2 separate regions of the Homo sapiens genome follow, and region 1 is linked to region 2. Evidence: read pairs that join two places in POLR2A ChIA-PET (ENCODE). Cell type or tissue: Panc1. All regions are shown on one strand. Links, peaks and the distances in the headings refer to the core of each region. The heading gives the core; the rest is flanking DNA. Region 1 has its middle 28 kb from the start of UBE2D2. Region 2 holds the start of SLC23A1 (solute carrier family 23 member 1).

What was found. Peaks named below come from ENCODE experiments on the same cell type or tissue, not always from the same donor. Only the 100,000 strongest peaks of a DNase experiment are listed, where the experiment ranks them.
Region 1: POLR2A ChIA-PET joins it to region 2 with 5 read pairs; 3 of 35 experiments call an interaction of 5 or more read pairs at or near these places.

The regions. Positions count from the first base shown.
Region 1 is chr5:139,530,205-139,535,573 of GRCh38, reverse strand. It overlaps a transcript of UBE2D2 not described here. Among named protein-coding and RNA genes, the nearest start is that of UBE2D2, 28 kb to the left of the region's middle. In Panc1, for the core only: no CTCF peak of the experiment used is centred there; no DNase peak of the experiment used is centred there.
Region 2 is chr5:139,380,431-139,385,799 of GRCh38, reverse strand. It overlaps SLC23A1 (solute carrier family 23 member 1), which reads left to right and starts at 2,503. Exons shown (of 15, transcript NM_005847.5): 1 at 2,503-2,582; 2 at 3,195-3,308; 3 at 3,751-3,908; 4 at 4,914-5,002; 5 at 5,168-5,235. The coding sequence starts at 2,547. RefSeq lists enhancers at 1,083-1,252, 1,633-1,802, 1,823-1,892, 3,493-3,542, 4,018-4,958 and a silencer at 3,143-3,202. In Panc1, for the core only: no CTCF peak of the experiment used is centred there; no DNase peak of the experiment used is centred there; H3K4me3 peaks cover 645 bases; H3K27ac peaks cover 904 bases.

The sequences.
Region 1 (5,369 bases), core at 243-5,242, 150 kb before region 2:
CACTGCAACCTCTGCCTCCTGGGTTCAAGCAATTCTCCCGCCTCAGCCTCCAAAGTAGCTGGGATTACAGGCGTCTGCCACTGCATCCGGCTGATTTTTGTTTTTTTGTTTTTTGTTTTTTTTTGAGACGGAGTCTCGCTCCCAGGCTGGAGTGCAATGGCGCGATCTCGGCTCACTGCAACCTCTGCCTCCCAGGTTCAAGCAATTCTCCTGCCTCAGCCTCCCATGTAGCTGGGACTACAGGTGCCCGCCACCATGCAAGTCTCTTTTTTTTTTTTTTTTTGTATTTTTAGTAGAGACGGGATTTCACCATCTTGGCCGGGCTGGTCTTGAACTCCTGACCTCGTGACCCACCTGCCTCTGCCTCCCAAAGTGCTGGGATTACAGGCGTGAGCCACCACACCCTGACTTTATTTATTTATTTATTTATTTGAGATAAAGTCTCACTTTGTCACCCAGGCTGGAGCGCCGTGGCATGAGATCTTGGTTCACTGAAACCTCTGCCTCCCAGGTTCAAGCGATTCTCCCCACCTCAGCCTCCTGAGTAGCTGGGACTACAGGCATGTACCACCAAACCTGGCTAATTTTTCTATTTTTAGCAGAGACAAGGTTTTGCCATGTTGCCCAGGCTGGTCTTGAACTCCTGAGCTCAAGCAATCCTCTAGCCTTGGCCTCCCAAACTGCTGGGATTACAGGTGTGAGCCACCGCACCCAGCCTTGAATTATTTTCAGATATTCAATATTCTAAACAATACTATAGGAAATATTATTGTACAAATGTTTGTGCCCAATTAACTGTTTCCTTAGAATAAATTTCTTTTTTTTATGCTTTTTTTTGAGACAGAGTTTCACTCTTGTTGCCCAGGCTGGAGTGCAATGGCATGATCTCTGCTCACCACAACCTCAGCCTCACAGGTTCAAGCGATTCTCCTGCCTCAGCCTCCTGAGTAGCTGGGATTACAGACATGTGCCACCATGCCTGGCTAATTTTTTTTTTTTTTTTTTCCTGAGACAGTGTCTCACTCTGTCACCCAGGTTGGAGTGCAGTGGCGCGATCTCGGCTCACTGCAAGCTCCGACTCCGGGGTTCACGCCATTCTCCTGCCTCAGCCTCCTGAGTAGCTGGGACTACAGGCGCCCGCCACGACGCCCGGCTAATGGTTTGTATTTTTAGTAGAGAAGAGGTTTCACCGTGTTAGCCAGGATGGTCTCGATCTCCTGACCTCGTGATCAGCCTGCCTCAGGCTTCCAAAGTGCTGGGATTACAGGCGTGAGCCACTGCCCCTGGCTAATTTTGCATTTTTAGTAGAGACCGGTTTTCTCCATGTTGGTCAGGCTGGTCTCGAACTCCTGACCTCAGGTGATCTGCCCGCCTGGGCCTCCCAAAATGCTGGGATTACAGGTGTGAGACACTGTGCCTGGCCTGTAATAAATTTCCAGAAGTGAAGATGCCAGGTCAAAGAATGTGCAGGTTAAAAAAAAAAATGTTTTTTTTGCCAGGCGCGGTGGCTCACGCCTGTAATCCCAGCACTTTGAGAGGCTGAGGCGGGTGGGTCACAAGGTCAAGAGTTCAAGACCAGCCTGGCCAAAATGGTGAAACCGTGTCTCTACTAAATATACAAAAATTAGCCAGGCTTGGTGGCGGGCGCCTGTAATCCCAGCTACTCGGGAGGCTGAGGCAGGAGAATCGCTTGAACCCGGGAGGCGGAGGTTGCTGTGAGCCAATATCCTGCCACTGCACTCCAGCCTGGGTGACAGAGTGAGACTCCGTCTCAAAAAAAAAAAAAAGATGTTTTTTAATTTATGCTGAGATTGTTCTCTAGTTAAATTCTTGGAATTACTTGTTTTCTGACGCTCCCAGTAATACACTGGTCCTTATCAATTTATCAATCCTTTTCTTTTCTTTTCTTTTCTTTTTTTTTTGAGACGGAGTTTAGCTCTTGTTGCCCAGGCTAGAGTGCAATGGCGCGATCTTGGGCTCACCGCAACCTCCTCCTCCCTGGTTCAAGCGATTCTCCTGCCTCAGCCTCCCGAGTAGCTGGGATTAACGGCGCCAGACACCACGCCCAGCTAATTTTTGTATTTTTAGTAGACAGGAACTTGCCATGTTGGCCAGGCTGGTCTTGAACTCCTGACCTCAGGTGATACACCTGCCTTGGCCTCCCAAAGTGTTGGGGATTACAGGCGTGAGCCACCACGCCCGGCCCCTTTTCTTTTCCTTTCAACCTCTTTTTTGAGGTATAATTTACATGCCATCAATTTCATTCATTTTAGGTGTACAATTCAATGATTTTTTTTTCAACACAGAGGTTGTAGTGAGCTGAGATTGCACCACTGCACTCAGTCTGGGGGACAGAGTGAGACTCCATCTCTCACACACCAAAAAAAGTGTGTATGTGTATGTATATCCCCTATTGAAGGATATTTAAGTTGAGGAGTTGAGGTCCATATATTTTTTTTTTTTTTTGAGATGGAGTCTTGCTCTGTCACCCAGGCTGGAGTCCAGTGGCGCGATCTCAGCTTACTGCAACCTCCGCCTCCCGGGTTCAAGTGATTCTCCAGCCTCAGCCTCCCGAGTAGCTGGGATAACAGGCAAGTGCCACCACGCCCAGCTAATTTTTGTATTTTTTAGTAGAGACGGGGTTTCGCCATGTTGGCCAGGCTGGTCTCAAACTCCTGATCTCAGGTGATCCACCCGCCTTGGCCTTCCAAAGTGCTAGGATTACTGGAGTGAGCCACCGTGCCTGGCTGAGGTTCATTTTTTAGCACATTAAAAATAGTAGAATAGGGCAAGGCATGGAGGTTCATGCCTGTAATCCCAGCACTTTGGGAGGCCGAGGCAGGCTGATCCGTTGAGGTCAGGAGTTCGAGACCAATGTGGCCAACATGGTGAAACCTTGTCTCTACTAGATATACAAAAACTAGGCCAAGCGCGGTGGCTCACGCCTGTAATCCCAGCATTTTGGGAGGCCAAGGCGGGCGGATCACGAGGTCAGGAGATTGATACCATCCTGGCTAATATGGTGAAACTCCGTCTCCACTAAAAATACAAAAAATTAGCCGGGTGTGATGTCGGGCACCTGTAGTCCCAGCTACTCGGGAGGCTGAGGCAAGAGAATGGCGTGAACCGAGGAGGCGGAGCTTGCAGTGAGCCGAGATCGTGCCACTGCCCTCCAGCCTGGGCAACAGAATGAGACTCCATCTCAGAAAAAAAAAAAAAATACGAAAACTAGCCGGGAGTTGTTGCAGGCGCCTGTAATCTCAGCTACTGGGGAGGCTGAGGCAGTAGAATTGCTTGAACCCGGGAGGTGGAGGTCGATTGCAGTGAGCCGAGATCGTGCCACTGTACTTCAGCCTGGGCAACAGAGCAAGACTCTGTCCCCCCCAAAAAAAAAAAAAAAGTAGAATAAATTCCTAGATGTAATATTGCTATGTCAAAGGATATGCAAACTGAAATTTTCGATAGATATTAACAGATTATTTGCTAAGGAAGTTGTACTCATTTACATCCCCCACCAACAGTGTTTCCTCACACCCCCAAAACATCCCTCATCATAAATGAGGTCATGCATAATTAAAAAAAAAACACAACCAGGATCTTTCTCTGTTGCCCAGGGTGGAGTGCAGCTGCATGACCATGGCTCATTGCAGCTTCGACCCCCTGGGTTCAAGCAAACCTCCCACCCTAGCCTCCCGAGTAGCTGGGATTACAGGTGCATTCCACTATACCCACCTGGTTTTTTGTTTTTGTTTTTGTTTTTGTTTTTGTATTTTTTGTAGAGACAAGGTCCCACACTGTTGCCCAGGCTGTTCTAAAACTCCTGAGCTCAAGTGATCCTCCCACTTCGGCCTCCCAAAGTGCTGGGATTACAGGCATGTGCCACAGTGTCCAGCCAGGCATTATTTTCTTTTCTTTTCTTTCTTTCTTTTTCTTTCTTTTTTTTTTTTTGGATAGGGTCTCACTCTGTCACCCAAGCTGGAGTGCAGGGGTATGTGATGCAATCTCAGCTTGTAGCAGGACAAGCCACAGACAAAACCTCTCAGACACCGAGTTGTAGAAGGGCTTTATTCAGCTGGGAGCATCGGCAAGCTACTGCCTTAAAATCCGATCTCCCCGAGTGCACAATTTCTGTCCCTTTTAAGGGCTCACAACACTAAAGATTTCACATGAAAGGGTTGTGATTGATTTGAGCAGGCAGGCGGTACGTGACAGGGGCTGCATGCACCGGTGGTCAGAGAGAAACAGAACAGGGCAGGGAATTTCACAATGTTCTTCTATACAATGGCTGGAATCTATGAATAACATCAGTTTCTAAGTTATGGGTTGATTTTTAACTACTGGGTTTAGGCCAGGCAGGCCCAGGCCTGCTTTCAGGCCTGGTGCCGGGCTGCCTGTCTTTGATTTTACTTCTTTGTTGTTTTTTCTTAAAACAGGTACTGAGTATAAAATAATATAAAACAATATGAGAGGGTCTCTCTCTTCCCTCATTTCCCCCCCTTTGAGACTCTCACTTTTTATTAGTGGGAGTTCTCACTTTTGTTTTTGCTACTTATGTCTTTTTGTGCAATAGATTGATAGTGATTTACATAGTATGCTTGTGCTGAAGCATTTTTGTGAACTAAGGTGGCAACGAAGTTTTTTATCATTTGGAGAAATACAGGTATAAGACAAGGGAGCAGTAAGCAGGTTCCTATTACTATTATTATTTTTATTACAAGAGTTTTAAATTTTCCTATTGCTGGGAACCAATTTTCAAACATGGCTCCCGGACTGAGTCCATGCCACACTTGCACAGGTACATGTGCCAGTTTTGTTATATCTTTAACTATATTCTCAACTACTTGCCCCTGATCATCTATGTGTAGACAATAATTAGTACGGTTAAATTTTCTACAAACTCCTCCTTCAGCTGCTACCAAGTTGTCAAGAACTATTCTATTTTGATAGATAGCATTTCTCATCAGAGTCTCTTGCTGGGCAAGAACGGTCAAGGCTTGACCGGTTTTATTAGTAATAATTTCTAAAACAGCTTGCAACTGTATGATTCAGTTGAGCATGTAGATAGGGGTTCGATATCCTCATGAGCCTTCTTGTGCCTAAGTGGCGGGTCTATAGTATTGTATGATTCTTTCAGAGGGCCATTCATTATTTTTCTAATCACTTATGGCTATGCTTCATTTTTTGCAGGAAGCATAGACTGGGAAGCCTAGAAGTTCACCTGTTTTTATGGGCAGTAAGAAGAAAGATGGCTTAATGGTGCCAATTATACAGCTACCTGTCCTGATCAGGCAGCTTAGCATAAGCTCTGTGTCCACATATCCAGTATAACCTGGTGGGGGCCGTCCAGTCCTGGTGGAATTCTGGGTGGG
Region 2 (5,369 bases), core at 62-5,061:
GTCTGCTTTGAGAAAGGGCTGTTATTGTCTTTGTTTTAGACTATAAACTAAAAACTAAGTTTCTCCCAAGGTTAGTTCAGCCTACACTCAGGAATGAAGAAAGACAACTTGGAGGTTAGAAGCAAGATGGAACTGATTAAGTTAGATCTCTTTCACTGTCTCAGTCATAATTTTGCAAAGGTGGTTTCAGTGACATCCCAGGTCTTCAGAGCCTTCATGAGAAAAGAGAACCAAGGAAAACTGTGCACGCAGGCCACCTTGTGGCACACCTATTCCAGCCACTCCATGCTATCTGCACCCCTCCGAGAACACACGTCTCACTGGGTCTACACCCAATGGCTGTTCATTTTCCACACTCTGCCTTTGACCCCAGCTGGTATGGATGGGCCCTGGGTTTCTGACCAGCCAGATTCAACATTTTGGTTCTCAGTCCTGCTTTCTCTGGAAATTCTTCTGGCTGGGGCTTTTCCTTAGTAAAGAAGCCCTGGACCCCACCTAGGTCTGGGAACTGGAGATCGGTGGCACCAGAACTTTCAGTTTCGTTTGTGAGTGTCTCTGATCTGGCCAAGCCCTGGGAGAGAGACAGAACATTCTAACCCTCATTTTTAGAAATATTTTTATTTTGCACGAGAGCCATGTGCAGGAAGACAATCTAATCCCCCTTTGACAGATGCAGAAACCGAAACTTAGACAACAGAAGGGGTTTGGGCCAAGTCCCTGGCTGAGTAGTAGTAGGGCTGGGAGGGGATTCAGACTTAGGGGACCGGAGAGGCGGGCTGCTGGGGGAATGGAGGTGCCTGGGGCAGGCCCTGGCCACTCCAGCTTCCCTGGGAGCTGCACTCAGCCCCCTCCATCCTTCACCTGTTCCAGGACCTGCCTGAAGCCCCACCATCCGTGGCCTTCACTCAGGAGAGAAACCCTAGACACCAGGAGGAAAGTCAGGGCCCAAGAAACCCACTAAGCTTTCAGGACAGGGTGTGGAGCCGGGCACCCATGACGTGGACCTGTGTTTCTGTGGGGTGATTAGAGAGGCTGCATCAGCTCTGGGTGTGTGGGCCCCTTCATGCTACTGTGGATCTGGGACCGTGTTCTCCACCTTGTTCTCTATGCGTGTTGTGTGGTTTGGGTTGAATTGAGTGTCCATGGAGCCGTATCTGCAGGGGGTCGGGCTTGGTCTCCACAGCACCCTGGGGAGTTCTGGGAGGAGAAGTTGGAGAGAAAAGTGCTGGGGAGTTGCAGAGGCTTCAAACTGGTCCAGCAACTTTGGAAATTGGGAGCAGTAGCCAAGAGGGAGAGGAGAGGACAGGCGGACAGAGGAACAGTGTGGACACCGGCAGGCGGGCGGACTCAGTGCTGTGGCATGAAGCTGCTGCCCAGCTGGAGAGCGGTGCTGCCCCTTGGCCCTTCAGGCAGGGCCTGGCCATGGGCACAGCGACCCAGAAGTAGGTGGGCTCTAGAGTGCTGGGGCTGGGGCAGCCCAGAGGGGAACAGAATGGGGACCTCAGGCCCAGCCCTCACCAGCTGAGGAGCCTGAGTTCTTAGGGCCCCTCCCCATGTCCCCCTCTGCCATCTCAGGCCCTAGGGCCAGGCTGGGCTGGGCCTGCCAGGAGGGGAGACAGGCTGGGCATAGGACTGCCTTCCTGGGCTAGGTGATGGGCAGTCACACAGGGCTTGGTGCATAGAAAGGCCCCACGCTCCATCTAATGCTCCTGCTATCTTTAAATTCTTTATACTTTTGGAATAAAGGCCTCACATTCTTACTTTGCACTGGGTCCCAGAAATTATGTGGCTGGGAGGGGAAAGGGATCTGTGCCCTGACACAGAGTGCAGACCCGGCTGGGCCAGCCTAGGCAGCTCTGCCTGCAGAGGCCCATCTGCTGCCTGCCTCAGGGACCCTGAGGGGTGCAGGGTGGTGAGGGCAAGGCAGCTCAGACCAACCTGAATTTTAGGATTGGTTTCTGCAAACTTGCTATCTGCATGGCTTGGGTCAAATCACATCTACTGAATCTGTTTCCTTCGCTGTTAAAGGGGTTAATACCGCCCAGCACAGGGGTTACTTGGGACAGTGCAGATCCATGTTTCTTGGCACAAGGCCAAGGCCATTCCTCAATAACGAGAATGACTATGATGATGATGATAATGATGAACTAGTTATTAATCAGTGGGGAAGGGCCTCATACAGGGGGTTACATAATAAGTGCCTGTTTCCACTCCCTCTTTCTCCGCTCACCTGGGGCTTGGTAAACTTCTGGTCCTCACCCCCTCGACTCTGGCCCTCTCTTGGGAAACAAGAACAGGTCCAGCGCCCAGGCGCAGATGTGGGCAGGGAAGGGCACATGTGGCAGAGGCTTGGGTGGCTTTTACTGTCCTAGTGAGAGTTAATACATTACCTCTGCCCGGGCCCCCCTTTCGCAATCCAGAGCTGGGCATCTGGTTACAGATTTACTTCAAACAATGCCTGATATGTGGAGTAAAGTCCTCCTCCTTGGCCTTTGTCAAGTCATCCCCTCTTCTCCTCAGGAACTGCTCAAACCTGTGCCCCAAAGATGAGGGCCCAGGAGGACCTCGAGGGCCGGACACAGGTGCTGGGGGCTGGGGGTGGGGGCTAGGGGGGGCAGGGGGGGTGGGGGGCTGGAGGGCCTGTGCAGGCCTTCTTCCTGGAGGCCAGAGATAAACGTTCTGATGAACTTGATAAGAGTGACTGTCCCAAATTGAATGTGGCAACTGGGGGATGGGTGGAGGTGGGGGTGAAGGAGCCTGCAGCTTTGGGACTGGCTGACTCCAGGTTGGGGTTCAGGAGAGGCCTAATCTCCCGGCCAGTGACACCCCAAGGATCTCCAGGGGGCAGAGGTGGGACCGGATTGGACTTGTCCACAGTCTTGAGCCCTCTTGGCCCCCTCTCCTGTGGTCTCCAAGACTTCTGACTTAAGGGTCCACTTCCCTGGCTAAAATGGCAGGTCCTGAGGGCTCTAGAAGCTGGCACAGTAGACTCATCCCTGCGGGAAGCAATGCAAAGTGGGAGAAAACTGTGGCCAGGCCAAGTGGCACCCGGGTGGATGGACTGTTGGGGAGGGCGGGAACCCCGCTCTCAGTTGCTGACAAGCCACTTGGGCTGCCTGATTGATTCTGGGGCAGAATGGATTTTGCCTGTCCCCATCACTTCACCCTAAGCTACTTATCTCTGCTGCCTCCAGCATGAAACCACCAGGGACCCCTCGACCCCGCTACCCACAGAGCCTAAGTTTGACATGTTGTACAAGATCGAGGACGTGCCACCTTGGTACCTGTGCATCCTGCTGGGCTTCCAGGTGGGTCCCCCAGGGCCTCCCCGCCCTCACTCTGCACACTCCCCGGGGACTCCAGCCCCTCCCTGGCCAGCAGGGAGTATCTTGGGTAACAGGAAGAAAAACCTGAGGTCAGCACAGTGGCTGTCAGCAAGCAGGAGTCGGGAAGAGGCTGAATCCTGAAAGAAGATGAACTCCCTGGGGGAGTGTGACGCTTGCCAGGTGGGGTGTTGGTGACAGGGAGCAGAGCCGACTCCACGGAAGCCGCAGGAATATCTTGAGTGGAAATTAGTGACCCCCAGAGTGGTCAGCAGTAGCTCTCTGGGAATCCCTTGTGGGGACTGCCAGTCCTGGGCAGGCAGCCGGTTCCAGGCCCGCTGAGGCAGGCATGAGGACACTAGGTTGTCCCCTCTCCCTGGAGCTCTGGGGTCCTGCCTCATGCACTCTGCTGTCTCCCTCTGCCCAGCACTACCTGACATGCTTCAGTGGTACCATCGCCGTGCCCTTCCTGCTGGCTGAGGCGCTGTGTGTGGGCCACGACCAGCACATGGTTAGTCAGCTCATCGGCACCATCTTCACGTGCGTGGGCATCACCACTCTCATCCAGACCACCGTGGGCATCCGGTGAGCCGCCCAGCCCCCCAACCCGTCCCCCGCCACCCCTCCACTGTGATCCACACAGCAGGAGCAGGTGGGCTCCCAGAGGACACTGGTGAGACAAAAAAGCCGCTTTCTGCCTCCACCTGCTTCTCCTATCCCAGGCCAGCCTTAGAGCTGGGCAGCGTGGCCCCAACCCTGGGAATCTTGATCTAGGCACACTTCAAAGACCAGGCATCTGCAAGTTTAAGGGATTGTACCCTCGCTGGCTCTCCCCTCTTTTTTTTTTTTTTTTTTTTTTTTTGGAGACGGAGTTTTGCTCTTGTTGCCTAGGCTGGATTGCGGTGGCGTGATCTCGGCTCACCACAACCACCACCTCCCGGGTTCAAGCGATTCTCCCGCGTTCAAGCGATTCTCCCACCTTAGCCTCCTGAGTAGCTGGGATTACAGGCATGCGCCACCATGCCCGGCTAATTTTGTATTTGTATCTGCCCACCTTGGCCTCCCAAAGTGCTGGGATTACAGGCGTGAGCCACCAAGCCTAGCCGGCTCTCCCCTCTTAAACCCCATTCTGAATATTGCCCAGATGGCAGCCCTGAGCTAGCTCCCAGGGTTGGTGCCAGCCTCTTCGACAGCCCACCCTCCCAGGGCCCCACGCTCCCGAGTGCACAGCCCTAGGCCTGGGTGGCATTTGAGCTGTTTGAGCAGCGGGGGACAGGGGAAGATTGTGAGAGAAACCTGGATGCGGGAACTGAGGTGTCCACTTCCGGGCAGGTGCCCCCTCCTCACAGTGCAGGAGCTGGTGGTGGGAAGGGGGCAGGTTTTGAGCTGGGGGCTCCATTTGTTTTCTTCCTTGGGCAGCCAAAATGTTAGAGATGGTCTTCCCTGGGGCCTCAACGATTTCCATCTGCCCTTGTCCCTTGTGTCTCTGTCACTCTCTCTGTGCTCTCCCTTCCTGATCTCTCCCCGCATCTTTATCCCTCCTCCCCACCCGCCCCTCCCCACCCCTGTTGCTTTGTGCCTCTCCTCCAGGCTGCCGCTGTTCCAGGCCAGTGCCTTTGCATTTCTGGTTCCAGCCAAAGCCATACTGGCTCTGGAGAGATGGAAATGCCCCCCGGAAGGTGGGTACACTTCTGGGGTCTGCACTGGGGAAAAGGGGAGGCCCAGAGACCTGGAGGTCTGAGCAACTGTCCCGGGTCAACACCAGGGTGCAGCCATGGCAGCATCTTCTCTCCCTCTCTGTCTCTGTACCTGGTCCGTGTGTGTATCCCTGACTCTACCCCCAGAGGAGATCTACGGTAACTGGAGTCTGCCCCTGAACACCTCTCATATTTGGCACCCACGGATACGGGAGGTGGGTTTGCATGTAAGCATAGAAGAGGCCGGGTCCTGAGGAGGGGCTATATGGGAGTGAGGGTGGCCGCTGAGTTTGGGGATTTGAGGAGGTGGTCCAGGAGCTTTGTTCCTGCTAGCAGCAGCCAGGTCATG